Linked DNA regions of Mus musculus: regions 1, 3, 4, 5, 6 and 7 are each linked to region 2. Evidence: chromatin loops called from intact Hi-C (ENCODE). Cell type or tissue: heart. All regions are shown on one strand.

Region 1 (4,000 bases), 360 kb before region 2:
GAACACTAAAACCATCCACATCCTGTTTCACAAGGACTTCATCCTAAGGAAGGAAGTGCCCCAGGACTGGACTACAGGCCGCCCTGGTTGGTTTTATATTGCTATGATAGATACCATGACCAAAAGCCTACCGTCTATTGAGGGAAGCCAAGGCAAGAACTCATGGAACCTGGAGGCAGGAACAGAGCCAGCGACCATGGAGGAATACTGCTGAAGGGCTTGCTCCTCACGGCTCATTCACATCTGTTTTCTTCTACCACCCAGGACCACGTGCCTAGGGGTGACACTGCTCAAAGGGGGCTGGGCCTCCTCAGAGCGATCATTAATAAGGTCAAGCCTCGCAGACGTGCCCACAAGCCAATCTGATGGAGGCAATTCCTCAACTGAGGTTCCCTCTTTTTAGGTGACTCTGGTTTCTGTCAAATTGACGAGCGCAAACCAGCACGGACGCATCACATTCCTTCTACCAAGACAGGAAGCTTTTCCACCAGAAGGCATCCGCTACTATGAATCTTTCTATCATCAGTCTCGTCCGTCACTGCTACGATAGATAAATGAGATGGTCTAGTATCTGGAATGTAGAGAGAAAAGGACAAAACTCCTTAGCTGGCCATGGTGGCTCACACTTGTAATAGCAGTGTGCAGGAGAACAAGGCCAGTGTGGCTGCAAAGGTCTGAGGATGTTCTAAGTTCCAGCGGGCTGCCCTGGATGGGGAGAAGATGCTAACTGCTAGCTCTGGTGAATTCAAGAAGAAATGGACAGCATAGACTTTTAGTTTGTAAATACTAAGGGATTACGTTGTTTTAGTAATAACCGCTTCTTCCTTTAGGAAGTAGAGGTTTCTTTGGTGTCGGGGCACATTTTTTTTTCTCCCAGTTAGATTTTCATGAATAAACTATCCTGGCATCCAGAACTCATTAATATTTTAAAGAGTATTCTCAGAGTTCCTGCCTGGAGCCCTAAGAATTAAAGACTCAAGTTAGGACAGTTTCAAATAAAACAAAGGGCGGAGCCTGCATGCTAGAATCCCAGTGCTGTAATTTTTCTAGTGTCAAACCCTAGGGGGAAATTTTTTGACAATCAGGGTGAGGAACCACTGTGTGCCAAATGCTTGCTGGCTGAATGAGCAAGGTGCACTGTTGGACGCCAAGGACAGGACATGACTGAGTCTGTTGAGGATAGCCCACTGCCTGTTATTTCCTACCCCTTTAGCTATTTGGTAGGATGGTGATTCTCAATTATGCTTCCTCAGAGTACCAAAGTGTATATTGATAAGGAATTTGGGACAAATTGTAGTCACTTAGAATTACTGAATATTATCCTAAATGTCTATCATAAGCATCAAAGAGAAATGTTTAAAGACTTAATATAGTTAAGAAGCTATGACTTTTTTTTTTTTTAAATACAGAACCAAGGAGCCAGGCTCTTCTTCATATTGTTTCAATTTTAGCAAACAGTGTGAACTGCTGAAGAAACCACAGGCTGTGACTTCTTCATTGCTAAGGATCATGGGCAATCAGACCACAACTACACAATTAGTTGCCACTTAAACAATAGATTTAAGTTTGGTATTGGGTATTTCGCCCCCCAAGAAATTATGGGAGTCAAGTGTTGCAACTCAGGCCCGGTTTGATGAATGCTTTTAAATAAATTAAATTAAAAATATAAAAATCACAGCCATTGCGAGGCAGAATTCGGTGGGGTTCTGTGAGTTGTGTCCAGCCTGGTCTACATAGTGAGTTCCAGACTACTGAAGATTGTATAGTGAGACTATACTCTAGTAAAGTATCGGCTTTAGTATGTCAAAGGATTCCTCCATGCCCATGAAATTTGGAGTTTGGAATTTACCAAAAACCTGAACAGCTTTACGGACAGGTGGGGATTTGAAGAGGAGTGCTTTAAAATATGTCATGCCAAGGAATGGACGATTTCATCGAACCCGCCAAGTGTGAAATAGTGCAACATTGAAAACCCAGTAACTGGCATTTGCCCAGGGAATGTTGTCACACATAGCTTATTAGCCACAAAAACAGATTTCAGGTTTTCAAGATAATAGGTCAGCATTAAACTAGTAATGATATCGTTGCGCTTTCTGGCTCACTTAATTGTCAAAGAATAAAACAGAGAAAAGGGAAAATTAAAATTGTAACATATAAACCAAAGAAAATAAACGGTACTATATATGAATGATCACACGGGGGCGCCAGCTAAGAATTTCAATAGACCTTTATGATGACAGGAGAACCAGCTACACATCGGCTCGTTGGTCTAGGGGTATGATTCTCGCTTAGGGTGCGAGAGGTCCCGGGTTCAAATCCCGGACGAGCCCTGTAGCTTTTTAATTTTTCTTTTTTTTTGGTTGATACGTTAATGCACAGAAACCTAAAATTGTTCCTGAAAATCAAACAACAAAAACACCAAGCACACTTTACACTAAAGTAACAATAAAAGGAATAACGTGGAAGCATAAAAGTTTTCCAGTCACGTCCTTTGCCTCGCTTAATCCGATCGAAGCGCGAGTGTAGGGACCGGGGAGCTTGGTAGTTTGCAGCCGGGTTTAAACCACCGTGCCTGGGCTTCTCCGTCGTGAAGCGGGGCTGCGGCTTCCAGGGATCCTGGAACGTCGCAGTGCCAATCCCCGACACTCATGCCACGTGTGTGAGCGTCCGTCCGGGTCTCCCAGGTTTCTTCATTGGGAGTGTGTTTCAGTGCCCTGCCCTGCTGACCCACACGGAGGTCAGCTGGTCCTTAGCTTTTGAAAATAAAATAGATGGACAGCCGAGTTCAGAATAGTTTCACTGGGATCTTTGGATGAGATGCGTGAGAAAAATGAAACAACTTTAATTTTCAATATGTAAATTTTTTTCACGAAAAGAAAAAAAAAAGTAAAACCAGGGCTCGTCCGGGATTTGAACCCGGGACCTCTCGCACCCGAAGCGAGAATCATACCCCTAGACCAACGAGCCGCTCTCGGTGACGACGCTCTCAGGGCCTCCCTTAAGGCTTCCGCGGGGCTGACCTGGTCCGGAAACCATCTCGCGCGAACAGTTCTTTTGGTTCCGAGGCTCTGGGGCCCGGAACCCCTTCCCGCCGGGCCGAAGAAGGCCGGGAGGACGCGCCTTTGCCCAGAGGACGGCTCTGGAGCCGGATTGCGGGTGCCGCCCGCTCACAGCGGAACCGAGCTGGGTTCGCCGACGGGCATCCGGTCCTCGGCCACCGCCGGGAACCGGCTTGGAAGGGATCAGGCCGGAAGAGAATCAGTGCCTGAGGCCCGGAGCGCGGCGAGGGAAGGGAACGCGCCGCAGCCTTGCTCAGGGGACGAAATCTTGGGGTACTAGGAGCAGTGATCTTCCCCGAAATTCCAACTTATTAAGTAAGCAGTTTGTACTGAAGCCATTTGATGCTCAGTCCCTGAACCACTCCTGTTGTCCCCTTGTGCAATGGAAGGGACAGAGGTCCAGAGACCTTGTGGAGTTCCCGGAAGGACCCCCGCGCTCCTGGAAGGAGGACCATAGGGGCTGGAGCGGGGAGACGGACTGGGGTGGGGTGGGGGAGTGGGGGCACAATGGCAGTGAGGCAGATCTCCCTCCGGCAAATCTGAGCCTTAGGTCCTACTGTCCGGCCCAGCAGTACTCCTTACTCCAGGGTCTGAGGCTGGTCTCTGTCCCCAGCCAGGCGTCGAAACTGGGCTAGCCTTAGTCCCTGCTCTCTCCTACCAACCTTCACGCCTCACCATGCTTAATGCATTAGGGTAGGATTGTAGCCATTCCGCGTTTTCAAATCCTTTCTTCCATCCTCAGGCTACCATGGATTCAGTGCATATGTCCTTTGTCCTGTATCCTGGTCCGACTTCTCAGAGAGTCCAGCTGGCGTGTTTGTCCTCTCATTGGCTCGTGCCAGCCTCTCGGCTCCTCCTCCTCCATCCCCCCCACCCCCCCATGCTACCAAACTTCTCTGTATCTCAAGTCCCTATATTTAAGGCCAACCTGGGCTATATGA
Region 2 (4,000 bases):
CATAGGCCAAATGTCCTAAGCCTAGAAAAAACAAAAATCAATTCTGACACCTTAAAGCAAGAGGCCAGCAGGCTAAGCAAGTTCCAAGATCAGAGTGGACACAATGCCTCTGTTTATCTTCTATTTTCACTCATTTAACCATGACCAAGGAAAACATAACCCCATTTCTGTTTTCCATACTGCTGCAATTAAAACAGGCAGGTCTATGTCAGTAACAGCACAAGAATGCCGGCCTCCCTTCAAGTTGGTGCAGAAACTGGAAAAGCAGCCCTGCTGAGAGAGTATCCAAGTGTTGTCAGCCGGACTTTCTAAAATACCTCGCTACTCCATCACTCCTGAAAGGGAAGTCTGCCGGTTTTACAAATACTACAAATCTTTACATAGCCTGACCGAGTTAACTCAGGAAGAGAGTGACTATTCCCACAACAAAGTCCTGTATTTGTACTAAACCAGTAGCTCACAGAAGCCTCTGTAAATTGGAAATAAGGTCCACATACTATGAACTGAAAGATAAACTCCTTTTAGAAGAAAACAAGCCAACCTCAGAGCTGATGCTTAGCTCGGAGCTGTTTTTATGCTGGAAGGTCCCCAAGAGGATGTGTTTTGCCTGCGGAGGAGGGGACTCGAGTGGCAGTTGATGGGGGAGTCATTTTGGTTATTAGTAAATAAATCAAGCAGCAGAGAACAGGGCCTAGGCAACTAGGGCAGTCCAGGCCTAGTTCTCTCCTTGTCTTCCCAGCACAGACTGGGTTTGATCTCAGAGTCCTGTGGATTGCCAAGGAGGAGGAGAAGGAAAAAAAAAAAAAAAGAATCATATCGAACCACAAAAGCACATGGGGCGAATGTAAAATATAAACACGGCGTTGGGCTGTGAGTGGCTGTTATTAAAGGTCTGAATTACTAAACATGAGAGGCGGGGAAAGCCAGGCGGCCATTTCAAGAATATAAACCTCCCTGAATTAGACATTATTCAAATGAGAAGCAAGTAGAGAAGACCCAGCACGCAGCTAGAAAGCACTACCACACACAGTCAGGGAGGGGGATCTCCGTGTCTAGCCACCACCCCCGCTCCCCGCAGTACAGGAGAAATCTAGAATATGATCAACTTGTCAGGCCAGCCCTTTGAGGGCAGGAGGGCAATCCTTTACGGTCCAGTTCTCGGGTGACCTCCGAGAGCTCCGAGGCCTCAGAGCGAGAGGGTCCCCAAGGCTACCAGCGCGTGGGGGGGGGGGGATGTGCGCGGAGGAGCTACCAGACCCCGCGAGCACCTCCAACCCAACTGTCCCGCGCGACCCACAGCAGCGCGGACCTCTGGGTGAGGGCCCGGGACACACGGACAACCGAAGCCATTTCCACGGAGGGGAACTTCCCCGAGGGTTCCTCCCACCTAGCCCAGCCTCCAAAGGGTCCGGGGGACCCCAGAGCGAGCTCACAACCCGAAGGCCAGCTCACAGGGCCCACGCCACGCTGCCCCTAACCAGAGACACGGACTGGCTGGGGTCAGGCCGCTGCCCCGGGCACGAGCAGGGCGCGGCTGAGGGGCCCCGGGCCGTGACCCCCGGGCTCGGCCCCACGCGGACCCCCCGCACGGCCGGGGGCAGGGCACCACTCCCCGGTGCGTCCCGCAGCGAGCAGCGTTCCCCAGCCCGAGCCCGCGCCGGCTCCCAATCCTGGGGGGGCGCCGCGCGGGTGTCCGGCCACCGGGGTCCGCTCGGGCCCCGCCGCCCACCGGCATTGTGCTCGCCGCCACCTCTGGCCCCTCCACGCCCCCCCACCGCCCGTCCAGGTCTCCCGCCCGCACCCCGCCGCGCCCCGCCAGCCCAGCAGCTATGAATATGTAAAATGTCTTTATTGTCCTCTCCCGGTGCCCCGGCCCCGCCGCCTGCCGTGGACCCGCTTAGATTCGGGCACCGTGCGAGGAGGCGGCGGCGGCCGGCGGAGGAGGAGGGCCGGTGCCGGCGGGCGGGCCGGCGCGGCAGCCGCGGGGTGGGCCGGGGGCAGGAGGAGCGCGGTGGCTCACAGCCCCCTTTGCCCCGGGTCTTCTTCCCCCTCCGCCCGGCCGCTCCGAGCTCCTTTTCCCCCTCCGCTCGGCGCCCAGAGGGGGCTGTGTTCCCCGGCCCCCCATCTCCTCGCCGTTAATTATAATAATCCTGAGTACTAATAAATTATGCTAAGTCGCGGGGGGGGCAGCGGGAGCCCGGCTCGAGTATGAATATGAATATGTAAAATGCTGTAATGATTACCTGCTGCTGCTGCCGCCGCGGCTGAACTCTCATCTTGACTCGCTGCTCCTCCGTCCGCCATTTTGAATATTTTAACCAAAATCGCCCGGTCGATAAACCCTCCCTCGCTCCCGCTCCCCTCCCCCTCCCGCCCTGCTCGCCGCCTCCCTCCTCTCCGCACCCTCCCGTTCCTTCCTCTCCCGAGGCGCGCGCCAGGGGGCGCCCGAGGCCGGCGCTGCTCTCCGCCGGCCCCCTTGGAAGAGCTCCACCCCCCTGCGCGCGCGGTGCGCACGCGCGTCCAGGCTGCAGGGACCCCGCCCCCTCAGGCTTCTAAAGTGCCCCCTAACCTGCCAATCATCTCTTCCTTGTTTTGTTTTTTTTTCTTTCCCCCTCCCGTCCGCGCCGCTGTGCGCACGCGCAGTTTTCTCCACGCGCCGGAGAGGTAGGAAGCGCATGCGCGTCTCTTCGCCCCCTCCCTCCCCCCGGGAGCGCGGCTTCACCCCAAAGTGTAGTATGTCAAGTGCTTGTTTACGTCTCGGGATGGGCTTCCCGTCTTCCGTGTTAGTCCCCTCCCGGATAAGTTCGGGGTTTCCACGGCGGTACTGTAAAAGGGCAACATGCCCGGCGTCTCGCCGCGAGGACACGCGTGAGGGACTAGCGAGCGCTCCACGGCCGCGCACTTTTTCAGGACTCCCTCGCAGTTGACTGCGACAATGGAGGGGACCGCTCCCCGCCGAGGTAATTTCCGGCCCTGTGTGCAGGTGGGGGCGGAAACGCCCTCGGCGGGCAACGGGCACGAGGCACCTGCTGGGCCACGCGCGGACGTCCCGCTTTAAATTTGAATCCGAGCTAATCCCCGCCCCGCGCCTCAGCCCACGCCGCAGATTCGGGGCGGGGCCGGCGGGCGGACTCCTGGGGGCGTGTCCTGGCGGCTCTAATTAGCCAGGCAAAGAGTCGCCTCCACTTGTCGCGCGTGCCCGGCCCAGCCTCTGTGGGAGCGGCCGTCCGAGTCGCCCGGACGCCCTTGCACGCGCCCACCCGTGCGAAACAAACAGACCCCATCTGCGTAGGGATTCTTTTTTCTTTTTTTTTTTTTTTCTTCTGGAGCACCTTTTAAAGGCTAATTGTAAACTGACCTGATTAAAACCATGCAAGTTGGCAATAGCGCCAACGGTTACGAATTCTCTTTGCTCTGTCGTTCAGTAAATACGATCGCGGGGGGCGGGGGGTGGGGGTGGTGATATTCCTCTTGTGACCATCTTCCTAAGTAATTAGCCAAAATATTGCCCAGATTGCTCCTTTATTGCAAAAAAAAAAAAAAAAAAAAAAAAAAAAAAAGGCCTGGATGAAGACCCAAATCTATTTTACTAATTCTTGACAAGTCCCAAGATTTTCCTAAAAAAATTTCTAAGGATAAAAACAAAAATATTGTGTGGTAAGAATAAATAGGTCCTAGGCTGTCCTTGAGAGGGGTATTCCTAAGTTTCAACTGGGTAAAACTGCAGGTTCTGCACACACACACACTCACACACACACACAGCCCTAAACACCCTAAATAAACAGATCCCTACCTGGAAGCAATTATTTTAGCGGTTAAAGTTTTCATTGTGAGCCCGAGGTTGCTTGTTGAATTCTTTACTCTGCACAAGTACACCTAAAACTGTCTGTCTGTTACAGCTAGTGATTTGAGGTGAGATTGATTTATTCGAAGTAATTAAGCCTTAGGGTGTGCACATGACTGCTTAAACCAAATAATTGGTCCACCCTATAATTATTTC
Region 3 (4,000 bases), 150 kb after region 2:
ATAAGGTCTACTGCATACGAGTGTGTGGGTTAGATGCGATAACAAGTATCCAGTCCTTGGAACAGTGCGCAGCATAATGACATACATATCGTAAATAGTAGTTATGGCCTTTATTGTCCAAGCTCGGCTCTCGCCAATCTGTCACTACTCACACTGTGCCCCTTGGGGTTGTCACTGCCGATTTCTGCTGTTTGTTTTTTTTTCCTTTGCCTCCAATGTCTAACATATCACACACGCTGCTCCAGCCTTCTAGCTTTTTATGCGATTAATGCACAGCTGCCTTTCGAGATTCAAAGCAGCTATCAGCCTTCGTAGGAATCGTCCCCCAAGTGGCCAGTCTATGTTATAATCATGAGATACCCTGGTTGCTTGGTTTCAAACTCACTTTTGAGGGAAGAACTCACGGGTTGTATGCCCTGGACATGGTGGACCGACATAATGGCTAGTCACGGTAGAAACAACGCCAGGCAGACCCCAACTGCTCTGCCTGTATTATCAGCTTTAGCTCTCAGCACAATCTTAGGAGATGTATTATCATCAACATCTCCATTTTGTAGTGAGAAAAGAGAGTCTCAGAGCGGCCAAGGCCATTCAGCTAGCAGCAGGGTGAGGATTTGACTGAGGCAGCCTGGTCTGTGCCTGTGGTCTAAGCTGTTAATGTGCTGCCTCGTCAACACCAACGAATAAATAAATAAACAACTTCCAAGGGCAATAGTCAGAACCAAGTGAGCTGGAACTCAGTGGTTAACTAGTGTGGTACCTGGCTTATGGTGGTGCACTGTGGGTGTTGGATGAAGGAAGGGATGGGTGAGAATAAACCATGGGCTGAGAGGGAACCAAGGAGAGAGAGGCTGGTCACAAATGTGAGTGCTGGGATCCGAGCCAGCCTCATTTACACACCGGTATTCCAGGGTGTGTGCTTCTGTGCACACTGGTCTCCCAGGGTGTGTGCCTCGGTGCTGTTTTGTGCTTTTCCTTTGAGTCAGTGTGTCATGCCTCCCAGATTGGCTTAGAACTTGCTACATAGCCAAGGACGACTTTGAACTTTTCCCTCCCTTCACCTCTGGAATGCTGGGATGATCGGCACGCGCCGCAACACCAAGTTTACACGGCACTGGGATCAAATCCAGGCCTTTACGTGTGGTAGGCAAGTACTACCAGCTAAACTACAACCCCAGTCCCTAAAGCTCAAAAGCAAATCTTTAAAAGTCTAAAGTTATCTAGCTAGATAACAAGAGGAATCTACCAGCAGGTACTGCCCTTCTGTTTGACATGTTGTTGGTTTGCTCTGGGGGACGAAGATTGAGTCAGGGCAGGTCTACACCAGGTCCTGACAGACATTTCCTCTTTCTCTCAGGAAAGAGTGGTCACCTGGAATTTTGTGACAAAGAAATACATCTATGGGAACCGTTATGAGAATCGAGTGAGAGTATCTAACGATGCTGAGTTGTCAAATGCCTCTATCACCATCGACCAGCTGACCATGGACGACAATGGCACCTACGAGTGCTCCGTGTCACTGATGTCGGACCAGGATGTCAACGCCAAGTCTCGAGTCCGCCTCTTGGTCCTTGGTGAGTGTCTCTGTCTTTTCCTGTGGGAGGAGGGTGGGCAGAGAGGCGCTGTCAGCAGCAGAGCCATGGTTCTGTCTCTCCCTCTGTCTCTCAAATGCTCTCCGGGGGTTCTCGGTGGCTAGCAGGGTGTTTCTGAGGGCAGAGGTGTGGCTTTGGAGTCACCCCTTGCTCCCGTTGCTCGTTGCCCTCCATACCAACTCTTCTTTCCCCTTCCAAACTCATTACTGAAAAGAAGTGAAGGGGATCCCCCAAGCAATACACGGGTTCTCATCTTGTGTGGCACTCACAGGGCCAATCGTGACCCCCATAGGTGACTCTTTCCCTGCTCTCAACTCTGTTCCACACCAGTTTTTCCACCCTTCCTCTAACAAAGGCACAGTCGCCAACCAATGGGAAGTATGTCCCAGGATAGCATCCTTTTCACAGGAGAATTTGTTGGAATTTATAGTTTTGGAGAGGCGAGGAAACTCATCTGCTTTAATTTCTGAGTAGGTGAGGCCCACAGGAAGTAATTGCCTCAAACCAGTTACTGGGATTGCTTTAATGAGAATCTAGTCTATGTGCAGTGTGAGCAAGGCCCCACTTCTGGGAGGTAGCATCTCTGTGCATCAAAACAGAGGATCCTTTTTCCTCTTTTTCCTTTACACTACTTGGCAGAAGCTCTTTTAAATTGTATGTGGTAGTTGTTGGACTCATAGAAAGCCTTATAGCGTGTCAGACTACACTGCGGTTATCAACTAATGCTGCCTAAAGAATAGGCAAGACCTCTTCCACCCCGCCACCATGTGGCAACCAGTGGTAATGCAGGCAGGCGTCTTAGACTTCGCCCGGCGTTCTCCCAACGCACACCACACACTCAGACACTTTGCTCTTTCCTGTGAAGACGTGAGATATTATAAAGCACTTAGCAAGTTGCTTCTTGACAGCGCACCGTGAACACCTCAGGTTTCAACGCTTTTTTTTAGCTCTTGTTTGAACAAGCAATACTACAATATACCCCTTTATCTCACTTTGTGTAGAGGTATGAATAAAAATCATAAGTTATATATACATATGAGGATTATATATACACAGACTTGTATAACATTTGGGTTCTTTAAATACCTGGCCTGCCTTTTTTGACAGAGGATTTCAAACAAATGGCAAGAATCGGTGTAAATCTGAAACCTGATTCTGCTGGTCCTCCAACCAAACTCCGGCCCGTACATCAAGGACCACCTACTTTTAAAGACAATCAGATTAACCCGAAGAGTTAAGGCTACACGTTTAATATGAGAGTATGGAATTCGTTGAAACTAACCTCTTGCTTTAAAAAAAATTACATGTTAATAAACCCAGCAATATTCTTTGTGAAAAGTTTTCTTTCTCGGTGTCTATATAACTAGATAATTTTTACAAGAGAATGACTTTAATTATACGGGGCGGCTCATTCTGGGGAGGCTAGCAGGAAACTCCGACCTTAGCCCCGGGGAGCTAGCCTTGTCTAGCTCACCTGCAGGAAGCCCCTAAGTCAGAAGACTCAGCAGCCTGTGCGGCAGGTGTTAAATCCTTGTCCTGGCCTCTGGCGCCCCCTGACGTCTTCAAAGGGAACAGACGGCATCTGAGAGGCTTTGAAGCCTAACACATCCCCTCCCACCCTCCATGGCCTCTCCCTCAGTAATTACTCAGGTAACCTTCTGTTTGTAAAACAGGCCACGTGAGAACAAGACCCTCTCCCTTGTGAGTTTCTGCTCCCTCGCCAGTCCTCTTGGCTCCCGCCCGCGGGCTCTTTAAACTAGATCTAACTCGAGATCCCGGCTGTTTGTGATTGGGGCGCTGAAGATCTGGAGAGAGAGGGCCCGGGTGTGCCTGGCACAGGGCCCGCAGGAAGTTTAGAGCCTGTGGTCAAGGGCCTGGAGCGAAAGATCTCGACTCAGTCCTCTTGAAAGCATATCTCTCTTGCTGGCCATCACCCTGGCGGGCAGTTTCTGGAGTTCCTGTTCAGACCACACCCAAGGAGTGGATGAAGCAGGTGCTAGTTTTCCAAACAGGCGCCTTTGCCTTTTACGCCTCAGCAGTTGGTCTCTGGCACTTTCCTTCCCACTTCTGTCTGTATCCGACAACTCCACCCCGCCCCGACCAACCAACCAACCAACCAACCAACCAACCAACCAACCAACCAAAAACTAGCTTGGGGGGTGGGTGGTGTCCCTCTGCTATTCCACCACTTAGTCTAATGAGTGTATGGGAGTTTGCCGCTGCGCCTCCTGCTAAAGGCATGCCTGAGAGTGAGGTTGGCTAGGTAAGGGCCCTGCAAGGTTCTGGTGTGCGGCCCAGGAGGGAGAGAGAACCACAGCAGGAAGGAATGCTCAGAGGGTAGGTTCGCCTCCCCTTCACCGCCAGTCTCAGGTCTGCTAACTCCCGGGCGGGCGGGCAGGATGCTGCAG
Region 4 (4,000 bases), 540 kb before region 2:
CATGACCCAACACACTCAACAAAACTCACGGTACACAGAACGAAAAAGGTGGAACCCTGCGTCCACAGTCCTGAAGGTTGTTTTTAGAAAGCTTAACTAAGAAACAGAAAATGCCAAGTGTGTTTTCCAGGGGTGGGAACAGGAACGTGAAACCTTACACCACCTAAAAGAGGTCTACGGGACTGACAGCAGGCTGGACCTGGGAAGGCGCGGGGGTGGGGAGGGCTCCGCGATCTCTTTTAGGTTTGGGCTAAGCGCCACGGTTTACAGCGAGCCCGGCTGGGGTGTCAAGTCCCTGAGGGTGGTCAACAGCGTCTCTCTCGGGCGACATCTAACCCCTTGCGGAAGCCGAAGAAGAAGGTGGACAAGCAACACCTTGAGGTCTTCGGCTGAGCGGGGACAGCTCCGGAGAAAAGCAAAAGCGCCAACTTTGGCGTTCAACGTGGCATCTCCGTAAGGCTCGCGGAGTCTTCTCCGGAGTCCCAGCCCACGAGCGACCCCAACACCTTTCCGGGCTTAGTGCCGCCTCCCCACGGCCCGGCTCTCCGAGGGAAGCCCAGCTTGAGCCGCGCCTGGCAGCTTGCAAAGGGGACCCCGACCTTAGGAGGAGCGGGCGCGGATCGCCGTCATCCCACCTGAGACCTAGCCTGCGGGGCGCCCCGGTCGGGGCTCGGTCCGGTCGCCAACAGCCCCGGCGGCGCCCCCTCCCCCACCTCTGGGCGGCGACCTCAGCGCCGCCGCCCCGGGGCCCCCGCTCACCCAGGTAGCGGCTCCTCAGCCGGGACGGGTCCTCCAGCCCAAGGGACCTTTTCCTCACGTCCCACAACAGGTGCGGGCAGGAGCCACTCCGAGCCATGGCTCCGCAGGGGCTGGGGTGGGAAAGGGGAGACCACCGCGGGGGGTGGGGAGGGGAAGAGAGGGAGGGGACAGGCCGATCAACACCCGAGCGGCACCAGCACCATGCGCGCGCCCCGGGGCCTCGCCGGCGCCGCGACTCAGAGGGCGGCAGCCACGGCCGCGCCTTCTCCCCGGGAGCGGAGAGGTACCCGGGCCACGGCTCGCCTCATACTCTCCTCAGACTACCCAGAACATCTAGAGATCGGCAACAGTCCCCTCCCTCGACCCCCCTCCCGCGGGAGGCGGAGGCGAAGGCGGAGGCGGCCGCGAGCTCCTCCCTCTCCTCCCTAGACCACGCCCCCTCCCGGCCCTTCTCGCGAGAGGATGCACACGGGCAACAGAAGCCGCTGTGCGTCACGATTGCCCTCACCCTAGGAGAGGAGCTTGAGGGCGCTCTAGCCTACTCCTTAATGGATTGGAGAGGCATGACGGAAGCCGCTGAGGTTGTCTTGCTCACGCCTCTCGAGTCAAAGGAAAAAACCGGGCGTGATGACCCATGCATGCAATCCCAGCAGTCGGGAGGCTGGACCATAGCGAGATCCAAGCCAGCCTGGGGTACACAGCGAAGACACCGACTCAAAAACAATAAGTAAATAAGAGGAAGTCCGACAGGTATCCAGCGTCATCTTCAGTTCGGGAGAGGGAAGCCCAGAAAGCTTATTAGTCAAAGTGAGGGACCGGGCGGAAGTGCGGCTTCAGGTTCCCCTCTCCAACATGGCCTCCAGGGCCGGAAGGAGATGATTTCTGGCCACGCCTCTTCCGCTCTGTGAGGCCAGCCAATTAGAGCAGGCCGTTAAGCTTGCGCAACGCCTCGCCCGCCTAGCTCTAGCGGCCCCAGCACGGCGACCTCTGTAGCACCTGTTGCCATGACTCCTCCCCCTCGGTCTCCCCAACCCGCTCGCAGGAGGCGGGCCGGGGCGGGCTTTTGCTGAGCTCCGCCCCCCTGAGCCTTTGCGGGACTCGGCCTCTAGGTGCTTCACCTCTGGCTGCCAGAGCCGGGGAAGGGCGCCCTAGGGCAGAGGCGGACGCCCCAGCGCTGCAGAGAGAAAGTGACGAGCCGCCCTTCGTTGTCAGCCAGGAACGCGGACACAGCGGCGCTCCCACCCTGCTGCTGTCGATCCCTAGGCCGCCGCGATGGCAGCTGCCGGCGCCCGAGGCCTGCGGGCCACCTACCACCGACTCATGGATAAAGTGGAGTTGTTGCTGCCAAAGAAATTGAGGCCGCTTTACAACCACCCGGCAGGTAATGAATCCTGAACGGCTCGCACGGAGATCGTTCCTCTCCCTCCGAAACCGGGACATTAGAGGCCCTGTGACAGTTGAGTTGCTACCGGAATCCCAGAGCCCTCATCTCGCCACTGAAGGGAATCCATCAATTCTCCTAGTCTTTCACCTTGTTTCATCTTAGGTCTCTTTCCAAAAACCGAGTATCAGCACCCAGTGCCCTTGTTGACTTTTGATGTCTTCGCTCCCTTAAACACTGCTCACACTCCCGACCTCTCCTCCAGACTTGAACCTTACTTAACTCCTGAGAGCCACGAAGGGGTCTTGGGCCACCATGAAACCCTCCTTCTCCTCCCCTTTCTCCCTCCGTGAATTTCTAACGCACACGTGGGGTAGAGCTGAAAAGGTGTCTGTCTGGTCTCAGCAGAGGGTTTGGAGTAAAGGTCATACTTTAGTTCCTCTTGGCAGAGGCCTGCTAAGTGAGCCCTCCCCAAAATTGGACGCTCCCCACCCCCATCCCCTTCCCCTTCCCGGTTCAGTCAATGTCAACCTGGTTCCATAGACCCAGTATAATAAGCCAGTCATTATGCAATCACTGACCAGGTTATATCTGTGTTTTATGTGGGCAGATATGAATACAGTTCTGTTCCACCGCTCACCAAGATGTGACCTTGGGCAAAATTCTATACCTCTGTCTTAATTCATATAAAATGTATTCAGTGTGAAAATCAAAAATAACATATGCTTGATTCTTTGAGGATGTTAGCTGTCACAAGTACTGGATAAGAATTCTTGTAGTTAAAATAATTCTTTAAGAAACTGGAAGGCCCCTGTCCCTCTAGCTCTTTATCACAGTTATTAAATTAGTTTATTTCTAATACAAAATGGGTGATAGTAATACTTGGGTGAGGACTAAAATCTGATTATATTATGAAGTCTTTCAAGCATAAAATTGAGCAAATAGAAAAATTTACTCACAGTGGAAAAATGGAGTTGCTAACAAAAAAGTGAACTTTGCCTTTACATAGATTAAATCCATAGTCTACAATTGATATTAGAAAGATTTAGTTCTGTTTGTTTCTTTGTTTGTTTGAGACAGCGTCTCTGTATAGCCCAGTCTGTCCTGGAATTCAGCTCTATAGACCAGGCTGGCCTTCAACTCAGAAATCCACCTGCCTCTGCCTCCCAAGTGCTGGGATTAAAGGTGTGGGCCACCATGCCCAGAGGAAGGTTTAGTTCTAAGGGATGAGGCAGTTCTCTAGAGCCTGGGCTGGTTATTAAATCTGGTGTCCACTCTAATAACAGAATGGTCTATACCTCTGCATAGATGGTAATTTTAACACTTAATGGCATTACTGCAGTATGAAAACCATTATAAAACTTGTTTTAAGGAACTTTATTGATGAAGTTTGTTTAGTTACCTATTAGTTTTTACATTTTTCTGCTTTGTTATGTTTTATGGCAGAGATTTTCAGAAGATAATAATTTGACAATCTATGTAATGATCAGAATGTTACAAAATCAACTGAGGTCTTTGGCAATTCTTACCCTCCAGCTTTGGAGTGAGGACAGTGTGGAGCAGGCTCAGTTTTAAAGCACTTAAGCTAACAGAGAATTGGAAAGTAGTCTTTTGTTGATCTTTTTCAAGACCCTGGCTTTTAGCCACTTGTAATTATTGTTTATAGTACTTAAACTGTACAGAGTATTTTGTGCATTTCATCCGGAAGTCTTTGGGTTAATTCTGTTTTAAGTGTAATAAAAGGAACACAGAGTTGGAAGACAGAGGCAGGTTAAATCTTGACTTTAACGAATTCCCCAAACCTTAGGAATCTTTTTGTTTGGTTAGTTGGTTATTTGTTTTGTGTTTTGTTTTTGGTTT
Region 5 (4,000 bases), 230 kb before region 2:
TAGCCACTCAGCATGATTCAGCTACTTTCTTGTTTAAATTGTGCAATTAGGCCGTGCGAGCACCTGTGGTCATTTTATGCAGTTTTTCTTTTTTCTTTTTTCTTTTAATTAGAGCTTAATCTTGTAGATATTCCAGCCCTAGTTTAGGGGGTACTTTATTTATAATTCTGATAAGTATGGAACTGATAGGACTAGCTATGCTAAAACATCCTCTACAGTTTGTTAATTTAAAACATGACACCTCTCCACACACACTTTGTGGGGATGGGACAGGTTTTTACCCATGGGTCACCCCACCCCCACCCCAGTGGGTTACAGTTCACTGTTTCATGGAAGTGAGCTGCAGTCAGTTCCAGGGGATAGTTTGACTGCGGGCTGTAAAGTGTGTACCTCTCCAGAAACTGTATTTTACAATGAAGGATTTTTATTTTTCTCTCTTCAGGAAAATCCAGAGGCTACGCTGACTATGTCTTTAGCACAGACTGTCTACTGTAGGAATCATGGATTTGATCCCCAGAGTCCCCTGTGTGTTCATATAATGATGTCGGGAACTGTGACCAAGGTAAGTTCCACGAAGAGAGATGGGCTTAAAAGAATGTGGTGGCATTAAAAACCAAGGGAGGGGTCTTTGGAGAATAAAACGCAATTGATTTGTGAGTGGGCAGATGGTAAGAATATGTCCTAACACAGATTTCAACAACTAAAGGCCCTGACCAGGGTCTGTCATATAGGTGTGTCCAGTAGGGTACTTATGGGGCAAAGGACCCTTGTCCTGGAGCCAAATAGATGTAACATCTGGAAGGCTCCTTATAAAACACTCTGGCTAAAAACAGCTGCTCATTCCGAACCATTGCTCTCTAGTTTCAGGGGGCTCCTTGTCCTCGTGCCTCTGCCTCCCAAGTGCTACTTCTAAGCACTTTTGCCCTTCTTGCACATGCATTGAATAGAGTAGGTGTGAGGGCACTTTCAGGCCTGGGTGACAGCCAGTGCTTCTGGGCCATGGACAGTGCTAGCTTGGAATGACTGTTGAACAGCCAAGCTCCACCCCCATCATGGTTCCTGCTTTATTTGTGTGTGTCATTACAAGTTTGAAAGGGCACGTTTCTCTGTTTTCTTTAGGCTTCCTGTACGCTCTTGACTCTTAAGATCAGAATTTGCAACGGAACGAGGTGCCAGGCAGTTTGTGGTGTGAGAACCACCCCTTCTTAGTAAGATAAAAGTGTCCTTAGAACGGCCTGTTTATCTCCTGTTTGTCCTTCAGGTGAACAAGACAGAAGAGGACTATGCAAGGGATTCGCTGTTTGTTCGACACCCTGAGATGAAGCACTGGCCTTCCAGCCATAACTGGTTCTTTGCTAAATTAAAAATAAGCCGTATCTGGGTCTTGGACTACTTTGGTGGACCTAAAGTAGTGACACCTGAAGAATATTTTAACGTCACGCTGCAGTAAGTAATTATACATTTTCCACCATTGCCGGACTGTAGCTCTTCCCAGCACCCCCAAGGCTGAGCCTGCTAGGACCACCTCTCAAAATTACAAAACACATGGGATTACAAAGACACTAGGCATAGGAACACACACCTTTAATCCCTCTCATCAGTGTCAGATGCAGAATTAGTAAACTCACCTGTAACCCTAGACCTTGGGAGACAAGGGCAAGAGGATTAGCAATTCAAGGCCAGCCTGGAAGGCTGAAAATCAGCTCAAGTTACATGAAACTGTGTTTGAAACAAAAACAAGCCCAACAAGGGGGACCTAGTAACGGGCCTGTAGCTCTCAGCGTAGTGAAGCCTAGGGTCTATATTTTATGACATTTTCTACACCCACAACTATAACACAATTGGAAGGGATCTGTGGCCTGCAGAGGTAATGGAGTTGATTCCAAAGGGGCTACTGGAGAGAAAGGAAAAGAGTACGGGAGGTTTAAGTTCAAGTTTAGCAGTTGGGCCCTGGGGTTTGGGTGTGAATCTCAGCATTGCAAAACAATAATAAAATTACTAAGGGCTGGAGACATAGCTCAGCCCAAGGGCCTGGGTTTGGTCCCCAGTACATCTAGTCTGGAAGTAGAAAAGAACAGTATCTAAAGATGGCCTGGGCCGGGAAGAAGGGAGTGGTCAGATGTGGAGTGAGGTCAAATGAGGTCAAGGGTCAGAGGACAGAATGGGAGGGACTAGAGTGTTCCCTAAGTGACACTGGATTTTGCAATATAGGACATCTATCTACAAGCCCAAGAGGTGCTACAGCAGCTAGAGTCTGTTGAGCGTGTTTTGCTGGTCTGTGCTATCCTAATCGCTTCCTGTTCGTAGCTGAAATTCTCACCACACCCCTGTGAAGCGAGCGCTGATTGCTAGGCTGTAAAACAAGGGCCGGCCTGGGAAAGGGGGCGCTTGCATAACGCCTTTCAGCCAGCAGGTGGCAGTGCTGGGATTCAAACGCTGGGCGTCCTAGCCCTGAGCCCTCTTCTGACCCCTAACCCCGTGCTGGACGCCAGGTTCATCTTTTAGTTCACTTCCTGTTTGCAATGACTGACAACTCTGTGGAGAGATGGGGGAGGATAGTAGGACTTATAAGTCAAGACGGAATGAGTATGGGCGCAGTAAAGAAACCAAAGTAGCCGATCTGTGGGTGAAAAGAGAAAACTGTATTCCAATAAACAGCCAAGGCTGTCGCCTGGGAAAGCAGGGAAGGATTTCCAGGGTTAGACGAGAACAAGAGAACGGGGGTGGGGGTGGGGTGGGGGTGGAGTGGGGGTGGGGGTGGGGGAAGACTCGAGAGCTGGGTGGGATCTGTGAGCCAGGACTGAGGGTGCCCAGAGGCTAGCACCGACCTTGACAAGTTCTTAGGTGCCCCAGCGTATGCTAATGGAGACACACTTGTTCCTTTTGCCAGAGATAAGGAGAAAGCAAGCAGGAACTTTCTTCAAGTCCCAAGGGAATGGCGGCTTTTGTCCAAACGCCCAACCTTGGGAAAAGGTTATTTCTTTGTGGGACCAAGGAATCTTCAGTCCCGGACCTTAAATTCTTAGTGCTTATGTGTTCTTTGTTTTCATGCTATTAGAGAACAGCTCATATTAAGCTATGTAACCCCCTAACCACCACCACCCCGCTCCCTGCCGTAAATGTACATTTTAACAGCAAACTCGGGGTTGTTGGTATTTCTGTATTCCGAGCAGGGTCGAGGGTGGTGCATGGCCCATGGTAGGTGTTTTGGGGGCAGTTGCATATAGCCAGCTGATGGAAACACAGACTTTCAAATTGTCTAAAGAATCCAGTTGTCCCAGTATTGATTTTGTGGCCGTGTGCGTGGGAGGAGAGGCGCAGGCTGCTGACCCTCCCGGGGCTGACCGAGCCTCCTCCTTGATAGGATTTAGGAGGTAGCGATTGTCAGATTATTACCAGCAAGCGCGTTATGGAGGAGAGTGGCAGTAAGAATGATGGGCTGTTCTGTGAGGTCAGAGTTTACCTTCCCAGGACATCACAATCTCCGAAGAGCAGTTATCTCTGTGTAAATAACACGCCCTGGGCAGTGCTTACTTTAATAACAAAATAAAATTATGATTTCCCATAAGTCTTTGCTCTGAGTGTGTAAAATAGAGGCTCCCGTTCTGTTATGTAGCCGGGTAAGTGCTTTTCTGCAGCTCAAAGATAAGGCAGAGAGCCTTTGCTCTGATTGGGGGTGGGGGGAGTGCAGGGGGAGAGTGCAGGAGGTGGGAGTGCGGGGTGGGGAGGATGAAAGACCAGGGCAAGGCATCCCACCACAGTGGCAGAGTACCAGGGAAGGAGGCTCCTGTCCCCAAGTACCTCTGGCCACTCATTGCCACTTCAGAGTCTATGAAGACTGGGGTCTGCACATTGTCGGGAACCACCAATGGGGTCTTTGTGGTATCCTAGGCTTTCCCCAGGTCACCTTGCCAGGCTTGCCCACATGGACCACAGAAGATACTGTTTCTCTAATTAGCACAGTGCCTTCTGTAGCTAATGGCCAGGACACTGAAATGAT
Region 6 (4,000 bases), 340 kb before region 2:
TGGCCTTCAACTCACTAATTAGCCTAGAATGACCCTGAACTTCTGAGCCTCCTTTGCTACCTTTAGGGTGCTGGGATCACAGGCTTGTTCCACCATGCTGATTTTTGAGGTGCTAGGAATAGAACTTTGAACTGAATTGGCCTATCTGCACACTAAGCAAGCACTCGACATCACCAGGCCACAGAGTTTTAGCGCCCTCTAGGGGCACACATCTTGCTTCTGCTCTCTGTAGTTCCAATCCCACACAATAGAATCTTTCTGATATAACTGGGCGGGTCAGACGGAGGACCTCCCAGAGAGGGGACTAGGCAAGAGAGGCAGATGGAGCACCAGAAAATCCCACATACCCAACTCCAAATACAGGATCTTTCTCTTAATAGCTGCCGTATGAGCTTTAGCAAATCTAAATACCATTTCTGGTCCTCTATTTGTCCCAACTTTTAGTCCGACCTCCACAATCTTCTATAGATGATTTCTGGTTACTCTCATGCATTGCTTGGTTAATAAATACCCCAAATCACAATATCCCCCCACCCCGCCCCCAGGCAAGACTGATGGCCTTGAGAATCTCTGAAGGACAGAACTGGATGTATAGAAAACTCACAAGCTGAGAAACAGCACTGTTAAGCCCAGGCCATACTTTTTGTTTGTGTTTTTGTTTTTAAGTACCATGTGATAACAGGAAGGAAGGGGCAGCACCATACATGTCACGTCACGTCACGTCACGTCATGTCATGTCACGGGAGTGTGTGGGAAGCAGGATGTGTTCTGCACATACCTGAAGCTTCTCGATCAGGGGTGAGCTCTTCACCTTGATTTTAGGTGGGTGGCTGGCGCCGGATGGTGATTTCTACAGGACAAACAGACCAAAATGACCAAGTGAGCTAGAGGGAGGAGGGCGGAGGGAGGAGGGAGAAGAGAGGGTGGGCTATTAAGCCATCACCGCTTTGGTGCCGTACCACTTACCTCAGGCCTAGAGGAGACAGGCCTGCTGTTCCCACCCCCTCACCTCATCACAAGGAAGACCACGAGTTTGAGCTGAGAAGTCGGGGCAGACATTCATATCACAGGAAACCTCCCATCCCAGGAAGAATGACTTCATTGTCATTAGGAGGAAAAACTACGTCTGTGGGGATCAAGGCCTTCACCTCATGGCCTTCTGCGAGGCAACTTAACAATTGGAGGGAATTTCACAGACCAAAGGCAAAATGGCCATCCACTCTCTGGTCACAAACAAAGCAATAAATCACAGGCTGGGAATGAAATCAGGCAGAGGTATTATTAAAGCCCCTCCATTGGATTAATACTTTGGAAAATTCCACCAACAGCGTGGTTCATATGCCAGAATTTCCCCCAACACTGAATATTCATATAAACAGGCCGATGTGTGTGTTAAGTATCTACCAATCCCACCACGGATTGTGTTAGTTATATGAGGATGAAGGTGATTTAGTTTCTTCCCATAACTAACAGTCAGAGGCTGCTCTCTCTACTATGTATACTCTGCTAATTACTTTTGTGATCAGTGCACACCAGGAATCATTCCTGCTTCCAGATTACATATTTATAAATATGTATAATTCCAGATTGGTGCCTGGTTTTATTCTAAATTCCCACTACAATGCAAGAAGGACAGCAGCCACGTAATGATTAAGGGAGGGTGAAGAAACGGAAAACGCCTTTCAGGTTGATAGACAAGGCCAAGCACGGGAGGGGTTTCTCCAATAGTTTGGGCCACTCCAACCCACCCCTGTCTCCATATATGAGTGTATGGAAACCATAAGAAGAGAAGTACTGCTGATCTCTGGGTAATGTTCTGAGACATCTGGTTATATTATAGTTGTAGAAGAAGAGAGACCGACTCAGCTGGTGTCGACTCCCAGTGTCGAGGGAGAGTATGCTGCAGTGGGGCAGTGGATGACTGGGACTCAGAGACCTGCCTCCTTCTGACTCTGCTTTTGGTGGGCAGATGGATGCCTGTCCTGTCAGGATGTGGTGGCTAAGGCAAAGGATGCTGAGGCCTTCCCTTCAAGCTCTGGGTTGCCATTATCGCTGTGAGTCTCCCTCGTCAGACACTTTGCTGAGGCAGTCAGTCATGGACCCTTTTGTTTCTAGTGAGTGTCAAGATCCTCCTGTCCCAACTGGGAGGTTCTTAATTTCTGGTCTTCACAAGGGAATGGTGTTTTGGAAGTTTCAGCTTTAGAAACTACAGCAAAAATTTTGCTACCAAAGTTCACTTTAGGTGATATAATTTCAGTACTAGAGACCTAGCAGATGTCGGACTGCGGACCCTGTACTGATTTGACTACAAAACAGAATGAAGCCCCGTACAACTGCCAATGTAATTCACACCATGGACAGCAGATGGCAACATTTAGTTGATAATTTAATCACAGGCATCAGGCCAGTGGTGGGACTAAGTCAGTCAGTGGAGATGAACCAACGTGGTGTTCATACATTTTTATGTTTATGTGTATTGCTATACCATCCCAATAATGTATTATGATATAAGTTGTTGATCTGATAGTTTTGGATGGAGTGGTGTTCATGTCCTTTCAACACCCTGTCATTTGGTTTTCCCAGGTAAGGTAACTTGTCATTTTGCCTGTAGTCTGTAGGTGAAATTCTGGGGCTGACTCCACATCTCAGACACAGAATATATAGGAGTCCCAGCCATCCTACCCACCCCCATGTGTGAGCAACGTCTGTGCCTGTGGGATGTAGGTGCTCCTGTAGGCTGCACACACTACAAAGGCTTGTAACACCTCCATTTAGTCCTGCCAGGCAGGTGAACTGCACCCTCTTTCTGACAGAGGTCTCATTGTGACATCCTGGCCTGGAGCTTGCTATGTAGACCAGTCTGGTCTTGAATTAGCAATCCTCCGAAGTGCTGGCATCACTGTTGTGGTTCGTGATGCCCTACTCTGTAAATTTCAAGGCAAAAAGAAAGTGACTAACCCTGGGGGCAATGTTGTCATGAACACACAGCATCTCACTCCAGAATGGATTTTCAATCTAAAACCATTCTATCCCTTGGCCATTCCTCGAGTTTAACTTTTCAAGGAAAGCTCTAAATTTCTATTCTCATAAAGTCCCTGAAATGAAGTTGTATACTCTAGTCACTACAAACCCGACCCACTGCATCTGTTTTCGTTCCCATGAGCATCGCTTCTGCATCCCCCGCCCCCTCCACTGATGTTCTCGTTCTCATTTTACAAATAAGGTATTAGTGTGGAGCAATGAGTCCTCTTGGGGCAAGCCTAGGTTATCAGGGGACAGCTCAGATGGCCGCAGCCACAGCCCATTATACCACAGCAGAGGTGCCAAGCTCAGCAGGGAAGAGCTGCTAGGAGAAGTTGACCCTCAGTAAAGAGAAGTTGCTGGTCATAGCTTTGTCTGGGAACCCCATGAAGTCACAGCACCATGATGACAGCACTGGTGGGGACCCAACAAAAACACAGAGTTTCTTAAACTCAGCCCCTGGGATTTCTCACCTCACAAGACTACCCTTGTTCAGTGGAGGGGAAGTTATTCCCAGAGCAGGTGGACCCAGGACTCCGCACCTACTCAACGGGGGGGTAGCTGTGACTTCTCGGCCCTTTAAATGTTTCAGAATTTATTTTGGCTGAAAAAAAAAACCTTATGTGTACAGGTGCTTTGCCTGCATGTAACTCTGTGCACCGATGTCCAGAGAGGTTAAACGAAGACATCAGATTCCTTGGCACTGGAGTAACAGAACCCAGGTCCTCTGAAACAGCAGCCAGTGCTCTTAACCACTGAGCCATATCTAAGTACCAAGTTTACTGCTCTTTAATCACACTTATCTAGTATTAATTTGTTTGTTTATTGTGTGTGTGTGTATGTGTGTGTTGCACGTGTGTCACTGCATGCGTGTAGAGGTCAGAGAACACCCTTTGAGAGTGGGTTCTTTCCTTTTACCATGTGGTTACTAAAGACAGAACTCGGATTCAGGCCAATGAATGGACTTGATGGCACGTAA
Region 7 (4,000 bases), 370 kb after region 2:
TATAAAAGAACTAATTAGATTCTCCCTCATATAATAAAAGGGACACCAATTTCTGGAGCTCCTACATTTTTTACTGATGCAAATAAATTGAGAAAGGTGGGATATAAGTCAGAAGACATAAGTAAAGTGGTTGAGAGTCCTTATAATTCAATTAAAAAATCAGAGTTATATGCAATTTTTATGGTGTTATTAGATTTTTAAGACTCTCTTAGTGTAATAAATACTTTTCAACATGCAGAGTTGTTTTGCATGTAGAAATTGCTGAACGGCCAGGCAGTGGTGGCGCATGCCTTTAATCCCAGCACTCAGGAGGCAGAGGCAGGTGGATTTCTGAGTTCGAGGCCAGCCTGGTCTACAAAGTGAGTTCCAGGACAGCCAGGGCTATACAGAGAAACCCTGTCTCGAAAAAGCAAAAAACCAAAAACCAAAAAAAACTCAAGCAAACAGAAATTGCTGAACGTATTCAGGATGATTCCAAATTGACTTCATTGTTTATTCAGCTAAACAAGTGATCAGAAATAGAAATAGTCCATTCTATAGCACATATCAGATCCCATACAGATCTACTGGATCTTCTAGAACAAGGTAATGATACAATTTTCCAGCTATTGATAGGGAGTGTGCCAGAGGCTACAGAATTTTATTAAAAAAAAAAAAACATGTTAACAGGTTTAAAAAAAGAATTTTCTACCACTTGCCAGCAAGCTAAGGAGATTATAAAGACCTATTTGTTCCACATATAACCAAACTCCATTACCTACAGGGAGTAACCCTAAGGCACCCAAGGAAATGAAATTTGGCTGTGTTTCCTTTTATAAAGTTTGGTAAACTGAAATATGTGTGCTATAATATAGAAATATATACAGGATTTCAGTGAGAAACTACTTTAACTTCTGAAAAGGCTGATTCTGTAATTACACATTTATTAGAAGTTATTGCCTTTATGGAGATACCTGTACAAATTAAGACTGACAATGCTCTAGCATATGTCTCTAATAAAATGAAAGGATTTTTTTAAACACATTATGGTATAAAATGTATTCCAGGCATACCACATATTCTTACAGGACAAGCAATTATAGTGAGATCTAATAGTATTTAAAGAGATGCTTAACAAGCAAAAGGGGAGAACAAAGACCCCCAGAAACAGATTTGTATAGTACTTTTTTAACTTTAAATTTTTTGAATGCTAGCAAACAGAAATTAGAGCTGTTATAATTATAACAGAAATTATAATTGGAATATGGGGAAAACTGCTGAACTAAACCAGCCTGTTCATTTCAGAGATGTCCTAACCTCAGAATGGAAAAGAGGAATTTTGTTGTGCTGGGGGAGAGGTTATATCTATATTTCCACAGAAAAAGAAAAGCTATGTGTTCCTTCTAAATTGACAAAAACCAGACATAATAGGTAAAGACCTCCTGGAGATCCTGACGACAGAGAAGAACGAAATCAAAAGGCTCCAGATAGTCAACATACATGCTGGCTGGTCCCTTATAAGGAACAAATTGGTTGGAAACCGACTGGGACTTAGAAATGTCTCCAGCCATAACTTCAGCTATACATGGCCAACAAATCTTTGCCACCCGTTTATAAGGCATAGATAGAGATTTACTGCAATGTCGGTTACAATCCAAACTAGCTCAACTGTTCAAACAAGGAGCAGAAAATCATCTTTAACTGATCTGTGAGCACTGCGCATTCTGTACAAATGTCCTTAGAGAACTATATATTGCTTATTAAAGTCTGTGTGTTGCAGAATGGAAGGCCAAGAATGCAGCCCTAACAAGACTCAGCCTTGGGGATGCTGAGATGCCGAGGCTTGCTGGCCCAGCTTCTTGCCTGATTCCACTTCAGAGTATAGCAACGCTGTTTCCTCTAAAGACTTGCCTTCAGAACAGCTTCAAAACAGCTAGCTCACTTGATCCAGAATCACAGACTGATCCAGTGAGGACTTGTGTTAAGCCCTGAACTTTCTCAGCACATAGAGACTGGACAACAAACACGACAGCAGCTTTCTTAAGACTAACCATTTTTCTAATTTTCTTGAGTCCCCCAAAAGGAATTCTATGTCCAACATTAGCAGGAAGCAATTATAAAACCATTGTCCCAGTCCCTTAAGTTGGGTTGGGTGGTTTTGGTCACTGTATGAGTTATATATATGTTGTCATTTTAGGGGATGGTTACAAATAATTTGGACAGGGAGGAAACAGAATAGGGAGCCTTGGGGATTTCTATCTTCCCTTTCCTTTTCTCTACGCTTCTTTTTTCTTAGATAAAAGGAAGGGCTTGGGAAGAAAAGAGGGGTATGGAATTATCATATAGAATTATCATATAGAATTAATAGTATAAAAGGTAGATTATTGAATCTACTCTTCAACTTACAGCTCTTGATATTCTCAAATGAGATTATTTTTATTTACATTGATATGCATCACTGTATATTTATACAGGTCTAAGGTTTTTATTGGTATGAATCTTTGTATATTTATACAAAATTTTAGGTTAATTTTGTTACAACATAATGTATACATGTTTTAACTATTATATAGATATTAAGCCTATGCAGATCATTTGAAAATGCAAGATTTATCCCAATTCTTTTATGTGGGAAGCCACATGTGCCGTTGCAGGGTGGCGCTGGCTACCGCTGGCCACCATGCATAAGTTTGGGTAAACAACCAATGTGTACATATGCAGTAAAGTTTTTCACCAAGTCACTGCCTGGACCAGGCATGATAATGAGGCTCCATGAGATACTGAGAGAGAATAACCAATCAGATGAGAGACATGCAAATGAGGTATGATAATGAGGCTCAGTGAGGTACTGAGAGAGAATAACCAATCAGATGAGAGACATGCAAATGAGGTATGATAATGAGGCTCAATGAGGTACTGAGAGAGAATAACCAATCAGATGAGGAACATGCAAATAAGGTGGAAAGCATAACCAATCCGGGTGTGAGACACGCCTCTCCTAGGCCTATATAAGCAGCACCAGTTTTGGGCTTGGGGTTCTTTCGCCTCTGCAATCAAGCTCTCCCAATAAACGTGTGCAGAAGGATCCTGGTGTGGCATCTGCTTTGCTGGCGAGTCGGGCACTCACAAGACTTTTAGTAGATGCTATTGCAAACTGTTAGGGATGGTTGAGAAATGCAGGTTAATGGTCAGACAGTCAAACTAATGGTCTGTTACATACTAGTTTGGATTATCACAGAAATGTACATGCTGGTTTAAACAAGTAATAAATAGCTAGAAACAGGCAACGTTTGCTTGTTCAGGTATGCTATAAATAGGTAGATGGTCTTCAGAAACCTCAGAGACTCACAAAATATGGTATTTAAAGTTTTTTTAAAAACTTAATGTAAGGCTTTTTTGACATGGAGACATGTCAGCTCCTGGCAGTATCCCATTTGACTTAGAAGAAGATGTCGAGCATTGAAGGACCTCTAGTTGGAAGCTTAATTTGTGGCAGGCTAACCACCAGGCAAAGAAAATGCCTTAGCTTCGTCTGTAGACAAAATGATGTCCAGGACAAACAGACACAGGGAAGTCACCGCCAAGCTCTGCCAAGACAAGCAACTCCTTCATAATTCCTGCTTCACAAAAGATCTGTTAGACATTCTGGGCCAGAAGGCTGAAGATGATGCTCCAATGTTTTAGAGAATATTGGGGACTGTCAAAGCAGTAGCTATCTCTGTCATTTCTGTAATTTTTGGAAGCTGCATCCCTGCACTTCCTGCATATTCGGGTAATATATATTTTTCTCCTCAAATCTCAGATTGAGACTAGATAGCCTCAATTGAAGACTACTCTTATCATAAGCTTTAGTTGTTTAGGATTAAGAGGATGTTCTAGATCTAAGAAGATGTTTGTAGGTTGATAATGCAAGTTAGGATAGAAAATTGATTTGGATACAGAACTCTGAACTCACAGGATAGGATAGATAATAGAATACTTCTCCATAGTTGCTAAATAAAAACATTTTAAATGTAACTCT

What was found. A loop is a pair of places that touch in the nucleus more often than their neighbours do. Peaks named below come from ENCODE experiments on the same cell type or tissue, not always from the same donor. Only the 100,000 strongest peaks of a DNase experiment are listed, where the experiment ranks them.
Region 1: a loop joins it to region 2, with 4 times the contacts of the local background. A loop is called at or near these places in 3 of 42 quality-filtered maps.
Region 3: it touches region 2 in a loop (6-fold over the local background); 30 of 42 quality-filtered maps call a loop at or near these places.
Region 4: a loop joins it to region 2, with 18 times the contacts of the local background. A loop is called at or near these places in 7 of 42 quality-filtered maps.
Region 5: it touches region 2 in a loop (5-fold over the local background); 17 of 42 quality-filtered maps call a loop at or near these places.
Region 6: it touches region 2 in a loop (2.2-fold over the local background); 3 of 42 quality-filtered maps call a loop at or near these places.
Region 7: a loop joins it to region 2, with 8 times the contacts of the local background. A loop is called at or near these places in 13 of 42 quality-filtered maps.

Annotation. Positions count from the first base shown.
Region 1 is chr1:165,639,376-165,643,375 of GRCm38, forward strand. It overlaps n-TPagg2 (a tRNA gene), which reads left to right and starts at 2,259; the gene lies at 2,259-2,330. n-TPcgg2 (a tRNA gene) reads right to left here and starts at 2,967; the gene lies at 2,896-2,967. In heart, a CTCF peak has its summit at 2,196 (motif pointing right); DNase peaks (open chromatin) are centred at 2,276, 2,636, 3,146 and 3,846; H3K4me3 peaks cover 2,897 bases; H3K27ac peaks cover 2,019 bases.
Region 2 is chr1:166,000,319-166,004,318 of GRCm38, forward strand. It overlaps Pou2f1 (POU domain, class 2, transcription factor 1), which reads right to left and starts at 2,316. Exons shown (of 16, transcript NM_198932.3): 1 at 2,244-2,316. The coding sequence starts at 2,304. In heart, CTCF peaks have their summits at 2,429 (motif pointing right) and 3,156; DNase peaks (open chromatin) are centred at 983, 1,423, 2,503 and 3,133; H3K4me3 peaks cover 3,502 bases; H3K27ac peaks cover 3,600 bases.
Region 3 is chr1:166,151,211-166,155,210 of GRCm38, forward strand. It overlaps Gpa33 (glycoprotein A33 (transmembrane)), which reads left to right. Exons shown (of 7, transcript NM_021610.2): 3 at 1,358-1,574. Among named protein-coding and RNA genes, the nearest start is that of Gpa33, 23 kb to the left of the region's middle. In heart, a CTCF peak has its summit at 2,366 (motif pointing left); DNase peaks (open chromatin) are centred at 2,381 and 3,171; H3K4me3 peaks cover 765 bases; H3K27me3 peaks cover 822 bases.
Region 4 is chr1:165,459,372-165,463,371 of GRCm38, forward strand. Dcaf6 (DDB1 and CUL4 associated factor 6) reads right to left here and starts at 1,092. Exons shown (of 19, transcript NM_028759.1): 1 at 760-1,092. The coding sequence starts at 856. Mpc2 (mitochondrial pyruvate carrier 2) reads left to right here and starts at 1,889. Exons shown (of 5, transcript NM_027430.3): 1 at 1,889-2,140. The coding sequence starts at 2,032. In heart, CTCF peaks have their summits at 346, 1,240 and 1,870; DNase peaks (open chromatin) are centred at 280, 1,180, 1,790 and 2,470; H3K4me3 peaks cover 3,110 bases; H3K27ac peaks cover 2,931 bases.
Region 5 is chr1:165,769,371-165,773,370 of GRCm38, forward strand. It overlaps Creg1 (cellular repressor of E1A-stimulated genes 1), which reads left to right. Exons shown (of 4, transcript NM_011804.3): 2 at 443-562; 3 at 1,262-1,446. Among named protein-coding and RNA genes, the nearest start is that of Creg1, 7.6 kb to the left of the region's middle. In heart, a CTCF peak has its summit at 2,400 (motif pointing right); a DNase peak (open chromatin) is centred at 2,401; H3K4me3 peaks cover 680 bases; H3K27ac peaks cover 1,110 bases.
Region 6 is chr1:165,658,595-165,662,594 of GRCm38, forward strand. Rcsd1 (RCSD domain containing 1) reads right to left here. Exons shown (of 7, transcript NM_178593.3): 4 at 779-850. Among named protein-coding and RNA genes, the nearest start is that of n-TPcgg2, 18 kb to the left of the region's middle. In heart, CTCF peaks have their summits at 206 (motif pointing left) and 2,357 (motif pointing right); DNase peaks (open chromatin) are centred at 237 and 2,357; H3K27ac peaks cover 729 bases.
Region 7 is chr1:166,371,484-166,375,483 of GRCm38, forward strand. No RefSeq gene overlaps it. Among named protein-coding and RNA genes, the nearest start is that of Tada1, 5.7 kb to the right of the region's middle. In heart, no CTCF peak of the experiment used is centred here; no DNase peak of the experiment used is centred here.